Linked DNA regions of Mus musculus: region 1 is linked to region 2. A link is a loop called in an ENCODE intact Hi-C map of the cell type or tissue named here. Cell type or tissue: left cerebral cortex. All regions are shown on one strand. Links, peaks and the distances in the headings refer to the core of each region. The heading gives the core; the rest is flanking DNA. Region 1 overlaps Anks1b (ankyrin repeat and sterile alpha motif domain containing 1B). Region 2 overlaps Anks1b (ankyrin repeat and sterile alpha motif domain containing 1B).

The links. A loop is a pair of places that touch in the nucleus more often than their neighbours do. Peaks named below come from ENCODE experiments on the same cell type or tissue, not always from the same donor. Only the 100,000 strongest peaks of a DNase experiment are listed, where the experiment ranks them.
Region 1: a loop joins it to region 2, with 2.5 times the contacts of the local background. A loop is called at or near these places in 2 of 42 quality-filtered maps.

The regions. Positions count from the first base shown.
Region 1 is chr10:90,299,120-90,309,637 of GRCm38, forward strand. Anks1b (ankyrin repeat and sterile alpha motif domain containing 1B) reads left to right here. Exons shown (of 27, transcript NM_001359241.1): 11 at 8,450-8,586. Among named protein-coding and RNA genes, the nearest start is that of Anks1b, 430 kb to the left of the region's middle. In left cerebral cortex, for the core only: no CTCF peak of the experiment used is centred there; DNase peaks (open chromatin) are centred at 4,387, 4,956, 6,042, 8,632 and 1 more place; H3K27ac peaks cover 1,533 bases.
Region 2 is chr10:90,670,338-90,680,855 of GRCm38, forward strand. It overlaps Anks1b (ankyrin repeat and sterile alpha motif domain containing 1B), which reads left to right. Exons shown (of 27, transcript NM_001359241.1): 17 at 10,430-10,518. Among named protein-coding and RNA genes, the nearest start is that of Apaf1, 410 kb to the right of the region's middle. In left cerebral cortex, for the core only: a CTCF peak has its summit at 5,654 (motif pointing right); DNase peaks (open chromatin) are centred at 2,081, 4,205, 6,251 and 7,285; H3K27ac peaks cover 7,073 bases.

The sequences.
Region 1 (10,518 bases), core at 1,259-9,258, 370 kb before region 2:
GGTGGCTGGCTTGCTATAACTTCCTGGTATGGTCAGGGTCAATGGTTATTTACAGGTTGAATTGGATAAAATACTCAATATTCAAGTTGCTTGTCAATTATATTATCCCATAGTGCATGAGTAGGACTCTCTCCAGGTAGAAGAATTTAAAGTAATTATGGCCTTTTATTCTGTCCTTTATATAGATTCAAGCATCATTTGATCAAAGGCTGGGGGAAACCAGTGTTTAGACATGCAATGTGGCTGACCAATTCTTCAACAGCTAATTTTGTTTTGCATACACCTTTCTCTCTTCATCTGAATACTTACCCTGCCAACATCATTTCCATTTGCTTTCACACATACGTTCTGGGTTCCAACAAGACTAAGAAATGTGTAGCTCCCTAAAGGACAGTATGCTTTTATGGTTCTGACCATGTGCACATTCTCTTTTCCTTGCTTTGGATGCTTTACTACTAATTCCCCACTCCCGACCCCTTACTCACTCATCTGAACTCCAATACGAAGCACAAATAACATAATTTTATAAGTTAATATTTGTTTCTCTATACTATCCATTGCATAAAAACCCATTTCTGAAAGAAAGGATTTAAAAAAAAATCCTCTCAGCCCTCCAGCCTCTGTAGCAAACATGTTGACTATGCTGTAGATGTTAGGCAAACATCTAACATACTAGTGATCTGTTGTTGCATAGCAAATTATCCTAGAAATTGTGGGTAAAAGCAGCAAGCATCTTTATCTCCCTGGATCAGGAAATGAGGGAGGATTAACTTTTATGCCTCTGGCTGAGGGTCTCTCCTGAGGACACAGTCAGTCTATGGGATAGAACTATAGTCATTTCAAGACTTGACAGAGGGCTGGTGGATTTGTTTCCAAGCTGATTTGTATTGTACTGCACACATTTTAGCTCTTGGTGGATGATTGAACTGATAGCTTCAGAGCTTCACTATCCTACATTGATGTTTGATACAGTTCTTCATGTATGGCTATATCCCTATTTCCTCAGCACAAGCAATCAGAGAGGTGGAGAACCCAAGAAGACACATCTCAGAGAGAATCTAGTGGTTTTTAATAACTTTTTTCCAGAAGTGATGTATGTATGTATGTATGTATGTATGTATGTATGTGTGTGTGTGTATACATACACAGCCTGAAGATCAAGCTTGGCTTTTAATTATGTGGGAAGAATATTCATATTCATTATGAATATAGGCATCTATACCAAATAACACTGATGGCAATCATTTCCACTTCAAATACTTAAGTCAAGGGTAAATAGTGTATAACTCACTCCCTTCCCCCCTCTCTTCCTCCCTCTCTCTCTCCCTTCCCCCGTCCCTTCCCTCCCCTCCCTTCCTCCTTTCTCTATCTCTCTCTTTTTCCTGTGCGTTTCATCATTCTTCTGGTTCAAGTGAAGTATCTGCCATTCTTGGCAGCAGTTCAGGTGGAAGATGACTATATGACTAAATAACTACATATGGTTATTTAGTTATATAACTATAACTAACTATGGATCCACTGTTTGTTTTCCTAGATAATTTTTATTGAGGACCTACTATGTACTATGCAATGAATTTTATACATACATGTCTCACTTATCCTTATAACACTACAATAAAAGCATCATTTCATATATGAGGAAACAGATTAAATATAGCAGGATATCAGCATAGATTTGTCTAATCCAGAATTCTTTATACAGTCTCCCCTGTTCTTAGTACTTCTTCTAAAAATAACTTTCCTGAATTCTGCAAATATTCCCATTTCCCTTCTATTTTTTTCTTTTGCTCTTCTTCTGTGTCTTAGAATGACCTTCCCTGTCATTTCTTTCTGCATAAAGTTTACAGATACATCATAGAACATTTGAAAAATTATTAATATAGTAACTGTGCATATTATTGGGTAACAATATAATATTTCAATACATATAGTGCATAATGATCGAAGAGGGTAATTGACTGTCCTTTCAAACACATGCCATTTCCTTCTGTTGGGGACGTGCAGATTTCTCTGCACTAGCTTTCTGAAGGATACAATAAATGACTGTCAGCTTAGGTGATACCAGCTACACTTTGTATTGATTCATCACCTGCTCCCTTCCCTCATCCAGCAAAACCTCTGATAACCACTAACCCCACGCTACTTCTAGACGATCAACATTTTATCTTCCACATAGACGTTACACTTTGCAATATTTGTCTTTCAGATAAACTTCTACCTCTTGCTATCCTTCCCAAAATCCCCAACTGGAAGAAACCTCAATCTCACTTGTCAGGTGTTTAGCATCTAGTGTCATCCTTTGTGTCCTTGAACTGTCATTCAATACACGCCAGAGAATGGTGTAACAGATGCAAGGCCAGAAAACTGCACAGGGACTATTTTCTATTAATCAGATATTTTTCTTGTTAAATATCAAATAAATTTCCACTATTTCTAAGCTTCCCAGTGTGGAGGAGAATGACAGTTATACCAAATTACATATTATGTAGTAATTTAATCTGAATAGAGTCTCATTTCTACCTGAAATTCTAGGTATACTTGGCAGTTTCCTTAGGCAAACTTTTCCCACCTTATTTAATTTTTACTACCAACTGCAGGTAGAACATAGAAAACTGTCTTGGACATGGGCTTAATATTGCAACATCCACCAGATAACTGAATAAATAATGTATCAAGGTTCTTTTAAGATAAAATTAATTTCCCAAGGTTTTATATATAGGCTAGAGTAATTAATGGTTCTCAGCCTGTGGGCTGAGATCTCTTTGGTGGTCCTATATCAGATATCCCTCTATACTAGTTATTTACATTATAATTATAATTCATAACAGTAGCAAAATTACCATAATGAAGTAGCAGCAAAAATAACTATATGGTTGGGGGAGGTCACCATAGCATGAGGAACTATATTAAAGGTGGCAGCATTAAGAAGGTTGAGAACCGCTTCTCTAGAATACCCTATACTTGGTTGCTTTTTTTCTGGAAAGAGTAAACAGAGAATTAGAGAAGGCAGAGCATCTCTGAGTTGTTTAGAACATCCATGGGGCATAGATTTTGCTTTGCCCATCTTGTCTCACTTAGTATTCCTTAAAGAATTTTCTTAAAGGATTCACACAGAAGATAAGAGAAAGTGTGTCTACATGATAAACGATGCAAAAATCAATGCAGTATAAAATCAAAAGGGACAGCTCACAGATTCAGAAAATGAAGATTCTCACATATACTTGTGGTTTCTAAGTAGTTCAATCCATGATTACTCAGTGTTTTGTATTTTATATTAAACTATTTAAGAAGCAGTGAAGGATCTTTAGGTTTATGCTTTGTATGGAGTTATGTTTCAGTATGGAGTCACTCCTTTCAAACAATGAGTGAGGTATTGAGTAGTTTCTATGATGGTTAAATTTATGCCAACTTAACTGCCCATAGAATGCTCACACTTGGCAAAATGTTTTTCTGGTTTTGTCTGTGAGGTCGTTTGTAGATGCCCTCAACATGTGAATGGTAGACTGAACAAAGGGATTTATTTGTCTTTCCTCATGTGTGGAACTCATCCAGTCGATGGACGAAATAAACAGAGCAAACAGGCTGAACAATGGGGGCTCCCGACTGTTGGGTTGAGCGTGAGAATTTGTGTTTGCTGGATTCGAGAGTTAGGCTGAAATCTTGGCCCTATGCAGATTTGAAATATATTAGCCTTTGTAGTAGAACTTAGCCTATAGCTTTCTTGGTTTTCTGTGCTCAGGACTCAAAGTAGACCTGCATGCTGGCTCCTCTGAGTTTCTAGTTAACAACTACAGATCTTGAGACCTCTCTGGCTCTGTGATCTTCTGATCCAGTTCCTGACGGGGCACTCTTTGCATGTTTAGACATTTCTGGCTCATTTTCTCTGGAAAACCCTGACAAAACAAGGCCTCAAGAGACTATCTCTCATTTCTGGAACCAAATCTTATCTATACTAATCTGTGTTAATAAATAAAAGATATTATCTCAAATCTACTCCAAGTACTCATGACCATTTCTGCAGATATGTGATGTATAAACATTTCTACTTATTTTCGTACTTTTTCTATGGAATTTGTTTCATCTTTTACACTTTAACTATGATATTTAGTTTGATAGCAGAAAAAGAAACGTTTATTAAACTTTTATAGACCTAACTTCAGATAGGTTAGTTGTCTTTCATTTTATCTATATACATAGACTACAGAAGATAATCTTTAACACCTCTCTCTCTCTCTCTCTCTCCCTCTCTCTCTCTCTCTCTCTCTCTCTCATAAAGAACACAGTCAGCAGAAAGGTTTGCTAAACCGTCTGGCACACAGGCATGCTCTTCACAGATTTCAGCATCAGAGCTTGAATGCAAATTTAGATGCTGTTTTGAACTAATGTGTGCTGGAAGAAAGAGAATGAATTACATTTAATGCTATAGGTTTTTGCTTCAACAACCTGAGTGAAAACATAAAATGGCTGTAGGCATGAACAGTGAAAGTTAAGTGGTGCTGAGAACCAAAGCCACAGAAGATCACTACAGGCTCTAGTACTGTCACTATCAGACACAGACTTTTTTCCATGATTTATTTTTTTAAATTCACTTTACATTCTGATTGCACCCCTGTATCCTCTCAACACCCTGCCCTTACAAATCTGTCTCCCCATTGCTCCCTTCCCTTCTTCTCAGAGAAGGGGAAGCCCCTCCTTGGGTACCACCCCACTGTAAGGCATCCAGTCACAGCAGGGCTAGGTACATCCTCTAAGGCTGAGGCCCAACCAGGCAGTCCAGCTAGGGGAAGGAAATCCGATAGCAGGCCACCTTGAGTCAGAGACAGCACTGAAGACCACATCTGCTACAAATGTGCAGGGGGCCTAGGTCCAGCCCCTACATGATCTTTGGTTGGGTTCAATTTCTGTGAGCCCCCATGGGCCCAGGTTAGTCGACTCTGTAGGTCTTCGTGTGGCAGACATGGACTTTTTAAAACATGTTCTTTGTCCTGTTCATCCATCCCCAGGCATCTGTTCACTTTCCTCCATGTGAAGAAGTGATGAGTGTCTGCGATGACTCATGAGCTAATTATCCAGTCCGTGCCCATTGTCCAGGGATACTGAAATATCACTGTGTACCTTATAAATGTGTACAGTTATTACATGCCAAATTAAAATAGTTAAAAACTCTACCTAAACACATACACTAAAGCAATGTATACTTGCCACTTTCAAGTAAATAAAGACCAACCTTAAAAGATGTGGGGAGCAGAACAATATTAACAATATTAGAGATATTTAGTAATATCCCTAATATTGGATGTTTAGTAATAAATAACTACGAGACTTAGAATTTAAAAGTATAGTTGAAATTAGTAGTTTGTCAGAGCTCTAGGTACAGCTGAAGAAAGAAAAAATTATCTGGAAAATAAATATAAGAAGCTATTCTGAGTGCAATACAGAGACAGCATGAACAATAGCACATGGAAAATGAATTAGTAATACTAATAATGATAATGCTAAGCATTCTAGCTAATATAATTTCATTGGAGTCTAAAAGGCACCAGAAAAAGGGCAGAAGCAGTATTGGAAGCAATAAAGAAAGGAGAGAATGTTTGAACAGCCTTGCTCATGGCTATGGATACCAGCTATATACTCTTAGGACTTCAGGCTAGGACCTTAGTCATCTTTAATTTCTTTCTTTCTCTATACATATTCAATATATCACAGAACTATTTTTGAAATGAAAAATTATCTATTGGCAAAACTGATGTTTTAGACTACACTGGATAGATCCACAGGAAACTAGTTCCCCTGTGTGTGTGTCTCACACCCACTCTCAGCATCCCTCACTGGAATACAGGAAACTCCCATAGTTCCCCTGTATGTGTGTCTCACCCACTCTCAGCATCCCTCACTGTAATACAGGAAACTCCCATAGTTCCCCTGTGTGTGTGTCACCCACTCTCAGCATCCCTCACTGTAATACAGGAAACTCCCATAGTTCCCCTGTGTGTGTGTCTCACCTACTCTCAGCATCCCTCACTGTAATACAGGAAACTCCCATAGTTCCCCTGTGTGTGTGTCTCACCCACTCTCAGCATCCCTCACTGGAATGGAGCATTTGCAGTAAGAGATGAGCCTGCATTGCAGAGTTTACAGTTTAGTGTAGGGCTCACCTTTGGAGCTGCACATCTTTGATGTGGATGGATGTATAATGAGATGTATCCACCCACATTATGCCTACAGGATATACTTTCTCTGCTCTAAAAGTCCTCTGTGTTTTGCCTATTTGCCCATTCTTTTCACAGACCCTGGCAAGACTCTTTTATGTCTATCTTTATGATATAGCATGATGCTTGACACATAGGTGTCCCTGACCCATTTTTTTTAAGTATGGTTGAATGAATGGTAAGAATGAAAGCTGAAAGGAGAGAATCAAACAACTTGCTTTTATCCTGCTAAATAATGATTTTTTGATTTCAATGTTTATCTACTCAGAATATTGCTCCACTTATCCTGGGATGCCAGTAAGTTCACAGCATCTATTAAATTTAAGAAATGTGCTCTGGATCATACAGAGGTCCGAGGTCCCTGCACAAATATAGCAGAGGTCTTCCTGGTCAGTGGGAGAAGATGTGCTTAAACCTCAAGAGACTTGAGGCCCCAGGGAAGGGGGAGGTATGGGGGGAAGCACCCTCTCAGAGGTGATGGGGAGGGGGACTGGGATGAGGAACTATGGAAAGGGGGACTGAGAGGGGGCAGCTACTGGAATGTAAATAAATAAAAGAGAAGAGAAGAAAAGAAATGTACCCTGGAAAATTCAAGGTTTTTTGTGTGTTTTTTTTTTTTGTTTTTTGTTTTTTTTTTTTAATGAATGACCATTTTATCTAAAGGTGCCTCATTTGAATTTTTTGTCTCATTATTCCCCAGTGAGACTATAGTGTGTGTGTGTGTGTGAGAGAGAGAGAGAGAGAGAGAGAGAGACAGAGAGACAGAGAGACAGAGACAGAGAGGGAGAGACAGAGAGAGATATTGTTGTGCGTGTGCTTATACAGATGTGTGCTAGTGATATATGCTCATATGCACACATACATGCATGTTAAGACCAGAGATTCTCTTCCAGTTTCCTCCTTAATCACTTTCCTCTTTCCTTTTGAAACATGGTCTCTTACTGAACCTGAATCTCTTTTATTTGGCTAAGCTGGTTGGTGAGTGATCTGCAGGAACCCCTTTTTCCCCCCAGGGCAGGGATTACAGATGCATGCCATTACCCCAGCTGTTACACAGATGTTAGGGATCTGAGATCAATCCTCATGCAAAAGCAGCAAGCACTTTACTGACTAAACCACCTCCTAAGGCTCTGAAATATAATTTTATCTGATGGACACAGTTTTAGGGGGGATTAATATCCTTTCTTTTTATGAACAAAGTGCCTTCATAAATTATTTCTTTTTACTTGGGATTGTAAGCAATGATCATAGAACAGAGAAACATGTTTATCTATAGTAAATACAGTCTTAGTCTAAGTTGTATCAGTTTATATGTATGGGACATAAAATTATTGGGACAGAACTGAAAGCATAACAGAAGTGAACATCTTGAGGATTCACATTTGCAGTGATTTTCATTCAAAGCTATGAAAGATTGTGGTTTATTATTAAGCAGATAAACTTCCTGTTGTGCTAACCAATATTATATTATTTTCTATCCATTTCAAAGAGTTTCACATATTTCTAAACTGTTCCTTGGATATTATTTTATTTGGGTTTACATTAAAAAGGGAAATGTAGAATTCCAAGTTATTCTTTTAAAAGTTTTTATTCTCCTCTCCCCCTCCCCCCCCCCAAAGCAGAAAACAGAAGGGAAGTTCATTTAGATCCTGAAATTTCATTCATTTTAATTTTGAACATAGTGGTTTATATGATTGCCTTCTAGGGATAATAGTGTTTGTTTATGTCCTATACAAATGTCAGGTTTGATTTTTAATTAAAAGTTCTGTGATCTAGGGCTATCTGGGCAAAGTTATCTTAGGGGCTTGAGTTTGGATTTTAGGAATCAAGTAGATATGAAATTCCTACATAATAAAAATGGGCTTTCAATAGAAAGATTGGAACTTGTTGGCCAGTTTCATCATTTCAAAACTATTAATTTTCAAATAAGGAGATGGCCTTTCATATAGTGATGATGGTGGTATTAGGGGCTGTGGAGGATGATGTCATTATAATAAACTGAATATTGCTCATTCATTCAGGAATTACACTACAAGCATTAATATTCACCATCTTGAAGGAAAACAGAACAATCAGTATTTTTAAATAAAAAATACACCACTGAGCATAGTCTTAATTATGATATTATAATTGATATCAGCTTTAAGTTGAAATATCATCTCATGTTCATGAAAATAATTTCAAGTCTTGAGGGGTAAACTGACTGATTAAGTTCATGGCAGTTCTATTTTTGTTCACAGATAATGCCTCTGAGGTAGCAATTACTGCTCCAGGAACTAGTCACCATAGAAACAGCTCTACAGGCCCAACACCTGACTGCTCACCTCCATCCCCAGATACTGCCCTAAAAAATATCGTAAAAGTTATCCGACCTCAGGTAAGTAAGTACCCAGGAGGACATTGCCTGCTCTGTAACGCTTGGTTGCTTGGTTCTGAACTAATACGTGTAAAACACTGTACTTCAATGCTGGGGCTATTATGTAATATAGAATAGATTTTTTTACATTAAGAGAAAGAGATTCCAAATAGGCTGTTTGCTTCCTATGAAGTTCATAATAGACACTGCACTCTCTATTAGCTCTTGGAAAATGAACTTTTATATTATGAGAGGGATTCAATGAAGCCTGGAAAAATGGCTGTTTCACATTTTCCTCTGAGCATTTATGAGGCTGTGGTTGTTGATCTGCTACTGTGTTCTGAAGCTTTCTGTGGGCACACTGTTTGTGCTGGTTTTTCTATCCCCAACCCCAGTGAGCTGATGCAGTTGCTCTCCATTGCCCCACCCCTGTGTTGGGTACCACACTACCCAGTCTCTGTATTGTCCTCCGGGGTTCACGGTCTTGGTAATCTGCCTTTACCTTTTGTTCTTTTTCCCATTCCTGTCACTTGCCTGAATGTTTTCCCCCCTCATCCCCCTTCTCTTTCTGTCGGATTTCCCAGTAGGCGGTTTGCAGGCAAGCTTTAGAAATATCATTGGGACAAGCTGTTCTGTGATATTTCATTGAAAATAGCACTTATAAAGCTGTTTGCATTATATTTTTGCCAACAGATGGACCTAGAACATGGAATTGGTGGTGTTCTCAACCTGGCTCTTTCTGAATGGGCTTCATAAAATCCAAGAGAGGGGGTACTTAGGATCCAATCAATGCCTTTCTGCATTGCTGAGACACAGAACACGAATAGACCCAGAAGCCAGGCTGCAGTGCAGTCATATCTATGACTATGCAAGCAACAATTGCTTTAATAAATAGCATTCTTTCTTATAACTTGCTTTAGATTATTTTATGACAGTCTCATTCTCAATAGCATTTCAACTCCATATCCCAGTGTAGTTTGTAGAAGGCTTTTGTATAAATGATTTCATTTAAACATCATTGATTCCCAGGGAAGTTGTAGGCTGAAGTTGAAACATACTGGGGTTCTAATGGGTTGAAACTGGCTACCTTCTAGGGAGCTCCTTTGCTTTCTTTTACTATAACAGCTATTTCATCCAGTCCTATTCAGTGATTAAAATCTCCTCAGGAGACTGTGTGAGTCATCTTTTTGACAACCTAATGTACACATGTAGCGTTGTTTAGGCACAGGTTACGTTATAATACCTCAGTCTGCAGAGTAAGAAAATGTTTTCAAGCATCCCACCTCAGTCTACTTGGTCGAAGCAAGAAACACCAAACCCGGATTCCAATGGTGGGTGCCACACTTGTGCTCACTGCTTCTCAGTCTCTATCCAAGGGCTTTGGTATGGCTATGTACTTAACACAATTCCAGCACTTACATTAAAACCATTTGTTCTTATGCACATATCTAAGATGCTGTTCAACATATGTTATTAAAATACATTATTAAATATTCGTTATTTTTAATCATGATATAAACCATCTAATTTAAATTTTCTTAGTCATTCCTGAATGAAAAACAGATTCTTGAGAGATACTGGGTAAGGATTCCCCACCAAACGAGAGGAAGAATTAGTCTTCCCCAGGGATTAGACCCCTAGTCAGTTATCCAGCACCAAGTGATCCACCCTGAAATGATTTACATGCAAGCAACAAGATGTGAAAGCAGCACATTGCATACAGATACAAACACACACACACACATATGGTGTGTTACAACAATAATTATTCAAAAATAGGAGATAGATTTCAGGGGGCTTAACAGAGATTATGGGAGGGTTGGAGGGACAAAGGAAAAAATGCTATAATTATCTTTTAGCGAAAATTAAACAAAATCCAAAACTTTTATCAGGCATGGGTGGTACACACCTTTAATCCCAGTACTTGAGAGGCAGAAGGATCTGAGGTCATGG
Region 2 (10,518 bases), core at 1,264-9,263:
TTTAAGAGTCATGGATGAAAGAAATACATTGATCTCCAAGCCCGGGATTCACTGAACGGGTAAAATTTGATCCTCACCCTCCCTCACAGATCTGCCTTTACACTTGGCAACACGCTGTCTGCCTGCACTGTCTGTCCTAGTTTATTTTTCTGGGCCACTAACATTCTGAGTCTTGGGTAGCAACAGTACAGAGTCCCAAGAGGCTAGAACAAGGAACCAGAACAGAGGAGAACACAGCCCTGTCAAGCAGTGAGGGAACTCAGACATACCCAGATAGCAAAAGAGAGACTCCAGTTCATCACAACAGCACAGACAAGTTTAGCAGCTGAGCTTGGCACACCAGTGCTCTAGACACAGATGGTCTATTAAGTCATAGGTTTCTATGTTTTTACCTGGACAGTGGCATACCACACATATGAGAACCCTTGCCCATATAAGAGTCTACCCCAAGTCTAATCCACATAGCTTCCATATATGTATACTGCTTTCACAGAAAGATTATCCATGTCAGAGTTAGCTCCAACTGTCCTTGACTCCTTAATTTTCAAGAAAGGCAATCAAAGTTACCAAGCAGGCCAGCAAGACGACTCAGCAGGTAAAGGTTCTACTACCAAGCTTGACAACAGCCTGAGCTTGATCCATGAGTCCTACATGGTGGAAGGAAAAAACATTCCACAAAATTGAACTCTGACCTCCACATGCATACTTGGCATCCATGCATAACACACACACACACACACACACACACACACACACACCACACATACACACACACACACCACACACACCACACACCACACACAATAAATAAATGTAAATAAACTTAACCACCAAGCAAGTCTCCCCCCCCCCTCCCTTCCAGGGCATGCTCAGGTTCATTCCTAAAGGATGCTTGGAGCTACAGGTGGACTGCACTACAAGCCCTGCTCAGGTTCCCTCACATCCACAGATGAAACACACACACACATTAGCATAGTTTTGATATGCTTTAGCTCAATGGCCAGGCTCTTCTAAGTCTTCCTCAACTATCATGCCCTTCTTTTCACTCCCAGCTCAGCACCCTAAAACTGCCCTCAACTGTAGTTGCTCAGTTACCTTTAGTCCTAAATTTAGCTCTCTAAATCTGCCCTCGTGCTACCATCCCATGCCCAGTCAGGGAAGAAGCCAATAGCCACTTTGCCTGAGATCTCACATGGCTGATGGCTCTTTCTCCCTCCGAAGTGTGGCAAAATATCTCTCTCTCTCTCCTCCCTTACCTGCAGGAAAACTGGAAGTCCCGCCTATTCCTCTTAGCTCATTGGCCACTAGCATCTTTATTGATTGATCAAGAACCAATTGAAAAACAGGACCTTCAGTGTGCACCTGCAGATTCCTGATCAAAACATCAGAACCACCCCCTACAGACACTGACTACCCTTAACACTGAGTTCTTATTCTTCCTGCTTTCCGTTCATGTTTCTCTTGTTTCCTAAATCCTTCGTCTCTGTATATTCTGCCTGCTCAGAGCTAACTCCCTCCCCACCCAGGTGCAGCCAGGATTCTGTGCTTTTTTCCATGAGATCCCTCATGACCTATATGCCAGATCTCCCTGCCCTCTCCTCCACTTCGTTTTTTCTCACTAGCTCTGCAACATCCTTCCTTAAAACTTTCCCCACATCTCTTCCTGTCAGGACCATCTTTGCTTTGCCTCCTCAGTATGGTCCTTATCTCTCCCACATCCAGTGGAAGTGGTTCATGCTTAGCTCACACCTCTTCACACCCTTCGGCATCCCCGTGCAGTCTCACTCACACAGGCCACCAGCTCTCCATGATAAAATCTATGGCACTCCTGTGTGCGGTGAGTATTGCATTAAGCTCTCCTTGCGTTGTCTCTGTGGCTATACATGACAATTCTCAGCCATTCTTTTCATCTCTCACCTTAATAATCAGATGGTGGGCACTTGGCAAGGATGAGAAGTTTACTCAAGGTCACATTGTTAGTAACTGTGGCAGCCAAGACTCCCATCTGTACTGCTCATGATGCCAAGGTCATGTGACTCCCTGGAATTCTTCCCCAAATTTCAGGTGCTGGTCTACAGTATGTATGTTTCTTGTGCCACAGAATTATCCATATCATTCTGCTGTATGGTGGTTTTTTCCCGTGGCTATTAAAGCTACCACAAAGCCAAATGTCTAAATTAGAAACTTGAGACATTCTCCTACAGATTCCCATTCTCATCTCTATATAACTATGGCAACTGGATGATGGTGGGTTTGACAGAAAGATGCCCACAGATGCAGTTAAGGGAAAGAGAAAATTTTTTTGATGTCAATAAATGTGAACACTTATGAATACACAGAGCAAAAGGCAGTGCAGCATGCTGCCAAATGCAGGTACTAATTCCGTATGAATGTTCCTATGACTACCTTATTTCCACTTATACTTATATGCAAATAAAAGCTATGCTACCAAAAACAAAGAGCTTCAAAATACAACAGTTTGGAGAACACAACATTGGTCTCTAGCACATAACAGTTCTGAAATGAACAGTCTGGGTTTATAAATTGGCTCTTTATTCTGCAATTCTAGAAGGAATCAAGACCTTCGCTCTGTCCCTCTGCCATCCTCTAAATCATGTCTACTCTAGGTGACCCAGGGACTGGCAGTGTTAGCATCACCATAGTGCTTGTGGGAAGTTCAGTACCTCAGAGAGTCCCTCCAACCCAACTCAAGGAGACTCACAAGTCAGCAGGCTGCCATGAGATTCCAACACAGTGAGGACTCCGATGCACTGTTTTTCCCATGTGGTCAGCACTATCCTGTGGGCATTGACATTCCAGAACATGGAAAGATTTTAAAAAGGACTAAAACCTCCAGAGCAAAGAGGGTTACGTGACAAATTTTCATTAGGCTCCTGTTAGGTATAAACCTATCTCATAATATCAGCCCCCAAAAGCTGATGTGTCTTGTGGTCTAATTGAGCAATCGTAAGCCCACCCTTTAGATAGAGGAACATCTGTCTCTAATTGTGTGACACTTCCTGACAGCAGCATCTACCTGATCCATTATTGGTGTTAGGATGTTCCTTATCCCTTGATCTATTTTCCATGCTAGTATCATAGTTCCATTTTAGTAACTTGCTGCAAACTGCTTTTATATTCCTTTAACCACAAATATGATATATACCATCCTTCATTTCCCTTTGTCTGTTATTAGTTGGTTAGTTGATTTTTCTGGGGGTTGTTGTTGTTGTTGCTTAGGGGAGCATTCTGGGGTTGGTGTTGTTTTTTGAGATAGTGTTCCATGTAGACCATTCTGACCTCTAATGTACTATGTGCTGAGGCCAGCCTTGATCCTCCTGCCTCTATCTCCCAGTTCCTGAGATTGCAGATAGCCCACCACTATTCGTAGTTTGTTATCAGTTTTTATTACCTTCCATCTTCTCCTCTGTCCCTTGTCTATGCTGACCAAGCTCCTGAGAAGCAGATAAGAAGAGAGACTAGATACAAGGTCATCCTGTGCAATCTCACTCATACCTGACTTCAGCCTTTACTTGTCATAACGTGACTACAATTGTTTAAATGGCCCTATGAGGAAAGAACTGTGCTAAATTCCACTCATATCATTTCCCTGAATGCCTGACCGTGTTCAAGGATATGCTTGTATCGCTCATGTTACTGCAAATATATATAAATACATTAATAGGTACCAGACCTGAGAATTTCAAACAAAGAGAGATTGAAAAGGAAAAAAGGGCTATAGAGGCCATTTAAACCCTTAAGTCATCTGCTTCACTGGTTTTAAACATTTCTTTTCAAAGTCAGTAAGGCATTTCTTCCTTTTCATACCTACACAAAACATTTAAAATGTGAGTTGCTGGCTGAAGTGGAGCAGGCAACCTTAGAGCCAAGAATGTTTCAGAGCTGAACCCCGGAAGGTCAGGAGTCCACAGAGCCCTTTTGTCCCTATGCTCAACCTGTCTCTCTGATGGGTACAGTACAATCTGAGGCTAGACATATTCCAAGCAACTTTCGAAGGACATGCAGGCAGAACGCAGCAACCAGGAAGGTGTGTGGTAAATGCTTTAGCATATCTGAATTTAGTGAAGACTAAAGTTTGGCTGCTATTTCCATTTTTGGTCCCAGCTAAGGTTTTCCCCAAATTTTGGAATTCAGCGAGTCAAATCCTGCCTTGCTGTGAACCAGAGTTAGGAATGCCTGCTGTCCGCCCACGACTCTGCTTCTCGCATCAGACTGTGCCCGACTCATGCGCATGCTCCACAGTACTGCTGGCCTGGCAGACCCTGGGGCTGTTGCTTCCTAACTGGGTCTCACCAGATGTTCCTGCTAGAAAAAAGCGCTTAACCATCGCTAATTTGAGCAGCAGTTACGCTACTACCTGAAGGGGTTGCCAAAGAGCCAGCAAAGAAACATGGGTGCTGTCTGACCTGTAGTCAGCGTTTCTCCTCGGTTTTACTCTCCTTTGTGTCGTTTTGTAATTGGGCTTATTTGTTTTGGAGTTTTGTTTTTAAACTGGGTAAGTATATCAGACACTAACTTAGAAGTAATTTACAAGTCATGGAATCATAAATTTTGGGAGCTTCTGTAAAACAGAGCTTTGAAGTCATTGGTCCAACCCCTTGACTCTGTAGATACAACACTAAAGCTAGAGAGGGCAGTGTGGCTTGCCCAGGGTCCCGCAGCAGAATCAAGAAGATAGAATTAATTAAAATAGCATTTTATAGTACAGCCTACTATCTAGAATTGGGTCTTGATACATGAAAGTTTAAAATGTTACCAGTGTTAGATCATGAAGAGAAACCCTTAATTCTTATGGCACAGAATACAAAATGTAAGACCCCCACAAATGCGTACCAACGACAATAAATGAGATAGTCCTTTGTTCTCGTCATTTGTCTTCCATGTGTGGCTTAAATAATCCAATCATCCAATTAGCAAGTGCCTGCCATGTGTGAGGAGTTCCGATGGAGGCCTTAGAGACCGCAAAAGTTCCTAAGACCTTATTTCTTCACCAGAGGCAGGGAATCCGGTGAAGTTAATATGCCATTGGTGCTCCCTTGAAAGGGAGGCGGGATTAGAGAAGTCTTGGGAGAGCAGGAAGAAATGGAGTTCCTGCTAAAGAAACCAGGGGACACAGAAGTACAGAGGTGCTAGCTACGCAGAGGACTGTGCCCCCCACAGACAACCTCGTGCAATCAGCATGCGCAATAGAGACCGACTTAACTCGTGCCTGGGTTAAGATGATGCGCAATAAGCTAAGAAGGATACTGCTGCTGCCTTAGTCAGCTTCCTTCATCTTCCTCAGTCCTGCCCCAACCAATTGCCAATAGACTCATGAATTTAAGAGTAGGAGTTAGATTCCACAGGTGCAATTTATAAACACCAAAGGCTTTCAAATAAGCAGTAACTCTATGCAGTCCCTCCTCCCCCATATATCAAAAATTCAGTAGTTGACAACAATATAACAAAAATGTCTTGCTTTTCTTTTTTTTAAGAGTTATTTATTTTATTTTTATGTATATGAGTATGCTGTAGCTGTACAGATGGTTGTGAGCCTTCTTGTGGTTGTTGGGTATTTTGGACCTTTGCAGGCCCAAAGATTTATTTATTATTATAAATTAGTACACTGTAGCTGTCTTCAGACACACCAGAAGAGGGCATCAGATCTCATTACGGGTGGTTGTGAGCCACCATGTGGTTGCTGGGATCTGAACTCAGGAAGAGCAGTCATTGTTCTTACCTGCTGAGCCATCTCACCAGCCCATGTCTTATTTTTCTAACTCGTGAATCTATAGGTCAGCTCTAGTTCCCTCACACTGATTAGACCTTCCTGGGCTCCAATTTTAATTCCAACCTTTGGGTTGAATTTAACTTGTAAGTCTTTATTTATCTCCTAGCACCAGCAGTTATAAAAGTACTCAGCAGGCATGTGTCTTACAGTAATAATTAATGTAAGAATAGACGTGTATACCTACAGGGTAGGAAGAACGCAAAAGAATGGGTGAAACAGGAGTGGAGAGACTGCTAACCACCCATACCATAGGCCAGCATCAATGGAACTGGAAAGTACCTCCAACCACAGCGAGACTCAATGTGGTTCCCCTGGCATAGGGTGCAGAAGCATAATTCCAATACAGGAGGAGAGGAAAGAACTTGGAAGAATAATTCTGTATCCTTGGGTTACCTTGTCACACAAATGTCTAAAAACAGAGCTGTGAGCTCAAAGGGAGAGAAGCAAAGATGTTAGTAGAAGGGAAAAAGGGAGGAAAGAAGACAAGAGAATTGTAATTTGAAGTGAAAAGCTAAGCAGCCAAGGGCAAAAACATATGCAATTTCAAACTGTAGGTGGGTTCCATTTAAAGCAATGGAGCAGGAAGAGGGCTTAAGAGTCATCAGATGGCTAGGGATCCAAATCGTCATGTTAGGCAACTTACACACTATTTCACAAAATATCACAATACTTGGGAGGGGTGTCAATATTACTGGACTTATTTTAGAAAAGAGGGATGTGAGTCTCAAACAGCTCTGTAACTTGCCAAAGATGGACCCAAAACATTAGTAACATTTCTGGGTCTATCAGATTCCAAAGTGCACTTTTGGAAGACAGACTGAGTTAAAAGCCATCTTGGAAACACAATCAATAGGTCGTGTTGCTCTAAGGAGTTATAATGACTCGTTCCTAAGCTCAGAAATCTACTTGGGCAAAGGAGTGAAATCTCCTCACTAGCTAAGAACCATGAGAAACGCTGCTAAGAGCCATGTTCTCAGCTGAAGGTTATAAATGTGTTGTTTTACTTACGTTGATGCTAGCTGTAAGACCTGAGATGGCCTAAAATTTTTACTTTAAATAATGTTTTATAATTCATGAAGATTTCAGTCCTTGAAAAATAAGTCTAGAAATAACCCAAGCACATTGCAGGCACAGAAAATTGTATCTGTCACAAGTATCAACAGTGCCTCGTGTAATTCACGTTTTGGGAGTAGCTAGTAACTCAATGACTGTTGACACGTGCGTGTGCTCAGTCACATCACTAGGTTGTATAGCAGGGTAGTGAGAGACTGGGTTAGTTTCGATTGGCTTTGGATGGTGAACTAGGACCTTTAGCCTTTTCTAATAACAGAATCACTGTATGATCTGTCCCAGGGGTAGATTTCTGAGTCTTGCTAAGGTATTACTGAGAATAAACTGAGCCAAAGGTGGGGGGCAGGGGGAAAGCGGAAGGATTTTGCATTCATTTGTATAAGTGGCAATGAGAAGCTAAGCCGGGTAGTAACAGTAGAAGCAGAAATAAAGGAACAGATGGGACACCTTCTTTGGAAGAAGTTTTTGTGCAGCACAGTAACCACTCTGCATACCATTAAAGATGTGTCAAGTTCATTTCGCAACTTCATTGGGCTATGTAGGCTTCCTCCCTTCAGGCATATAGAGTCTCCATAATTTCTTGGTCATCTGGGCACATATATATATTTTTTTTAGACTTACAATTACCATGAGGGAGGGATTCTAAGAGATTTGTTCTTTGCTGTTTGCATAGCATCTGTCAGAATTAATGCTGAGTACTTGAAGAATAAGCAACTTGTATGGATGCTGCCCTCCAGATGCACACACACCCCTGAACATGCACACACACACACACACACACACACACACACACACACACACCCCTGCACATTCACACACAAACCCCTTTCCAGAGAACCTTCTCCTTTCCATTCTACCCAGCTCGTCTGTCACCCCACCAAAATCCCTTTCATCCTTGCCTCTTTAAGGTAGGTTTTGCGTTACAGGAGGAACCAGATTACCAAGCAGTCCATGAGATTTTAGTGTTACGTTTCCCAGACGCTGCCTTCAATCGAGTTCAGTTGATTCTCTTTGGTACTTCTTAGTGTGAACTTAGATTTATCCAATAATGTTCTCGTTGGGTAAAATACTGAAAATTCAGTTCTAATTCATTTTAAACCTCTAGCTTTATATCCATCCCTTACACACACACACAATCCAATTTTCTTCCAAGAGACTCCCCCTTTCTTATTCTCAATTGTTCGATATCAGGGCAAAAAGAAAGGTACTGGAGAAGAGATGAACTTCCTTGGTCTCCATTAGGCTCACTTTGCAGTTGTCTGGAGGGTAACCCTGGTTACTCGTCTGGCAGTGACCATCAAGTAACCTAAGTGGGACAGGTGCTCAATGACTGGCCTTTCCAAGGAACTGTATGTGAGCGCTTGGGGGACAACTTTTGAAGAACCTTAACACAGTTCTCTGGGAAAAAACAACTGGTTCTTTAAAATTATCAAGACTCCCTTAAGCCTGTCAGTAGTAACCACTGCTGGGTTTGTTGCCTTCTTGGGTGGACTATCAACAGGATGTCTCTGCTAGGCTATTCATTTCAACTCCAGTGTTCCTCTGTCTTCTCTTTCTCCAGTTATTCCATAAGAGAAGTCTCCCTTGTCTTGGGCAAGTGTTTAGATTAGTTCACCCACTTGCTACCAAGCCAATGAGCATGTGCCCTACCCCTGTAGTTTATAATCTACCAAATAGGAAATTGTAGTAGGTGGTTCTGTGTGTCAACTTGACACAAACTGGAGCTATCACAGAGAAAGGAAACTTCCTTGGGAAATGCCTCCATGAGATCCAGCTGTAAGGCATTTTCTCAATTGGTGATCAAGGGGGGGAGGGCCCAGTCCATTGTGGGTGGTGCCATCCCTAGGCTGGTAGTCTTAGGTTCTATAAGGAAGCAAACTGAGCAAGCCAGGGGAAGCAAGCAGTAAGTAACACCCCTCCATGGCCTCTACATCAGCACCTGCCTCCAAGTTCCTATCCTGTGTGAGTTCCTATCCTGGCTACCTTTGGTAATAAACAGCAAAGTGGAAGTATAAGCTGAATAACCCTTTTCCCCCAAACTTGCTTCTTGGTCATGATGTTTTGTGCAGGAATAGAAACCCTGACTAAGTGAGAAAATACTCAGTACGTCTGAGCATCCACTTGGGGTTCTAGTCTCTAGTTTCATATACAACATTCATTTACTTGTAGAAGCCACTAAACTTCATTTTTGCAAACTCTGACTCCATATAATAAATACTGAGCAAGGGCCACATGTGTGCACATGGGTGAATAGCTAAAAGGGGGAAATCAATCAATAGAAAAGCAAACTACAAACATCTGAGGCAACTGAATAATAATGAGTCACACTATAACTTTGATATAGTGGACATTTAAACTCGAGCGTGTTTTTAAGTTAGATTGAGGAGCAGAACAGCAGGAAGGAGTGGAAGGGAGAAAGGCAAGGAGAATCTCAATGGAGGATTCTGTGTGTGACAGAAAGCTAATGATGCCGAGACTAAATATCTGAATCCTGGGTGCCTGAACAAATCTTTCTCTGCTCACAAACCAGACTCATATAGATTTCCATTAATATTTAATCTCCTTAAATTTGATGGAAGAGGAAAACCCATTCTGCACCTTGCCCTGTGGGATACTCCCAGCAGCCATCTCACTGTTGCCTGACGTCAGCTGATGAGGGGGCAGGCTCTCCTGAGGAACCCCAGTACCAGACCCTGCCTTAGCATGCAGGCAGCATAAGTTTCAGAAGTGAGTCACGTCAAAGCCAAGAACCATGAATTCAACTCAGATTTCAAATAAAGAATAAAGGACTTAGAGGACTCTATATAAAATTTTTCAACCCAGAAGTTCTTCCTGCTTAAATTATTTTCACATTCCAATTTAGACTCAGAAACATTATGTTGTTGTCACACTTCTTTGTTCCCCTGAAGTATTAAAAAAAAAAATCTGTATATAGCTGACAAAAAATAGAAGCTTGTCTGCCAGCAAGTTCCCTATTCATGTCTAACATACTGTAGAGCTGAGGCAGAACACATGGTCTTAAAACACTCAGGGCCTCTTTTTAACTGTTCACCACAGCGCTGTGTTTCTCCAGCGTGTGTGCACCACCTACAATACATGTCTTGCATAAGCATGAATCCCTTTGGAACGTTTAAGTCATGCAGTATTTTCACACACTTTGATGTTGCGCATATGAGAATTACCATCTCTATTTTGAACATGCCGTCCCTCCAGCCTTCCGCGCATGGAACCCTGGTAAATCAACCGACATCCCTTGAAATCCCATTCCAACAGAATACCAATAAAATCTTTAACGGGGGTTTGACATATCTCATCCTCTCAAACACAGAGCTAATTTAGCAGCTGAATTGGAAATTTCTGGGTGTGTTTTTCGAAAACTAATTCAGCGTGAAAATTACTGATGACTTAGAATTGTTCATGGAGCATTTTCTTTTCTTCCTTACTTCTCCATCCAGAAATATCTGAGGCTTCATATCAGATTAATTTGCAAGTGGCAAGATGCTTCCTGTTATTGGAACAGAAGGGAACCAGTCTAAATAATTCCTAATGTGGTATTCTTCATTACAGATGAGGCCCATCGGCCATGATGGCTACCATCCCACCTCTGTAGCCGAGTGGCTGGATTCCATTGAGCTGGGTGATTACACCAAAGCCTT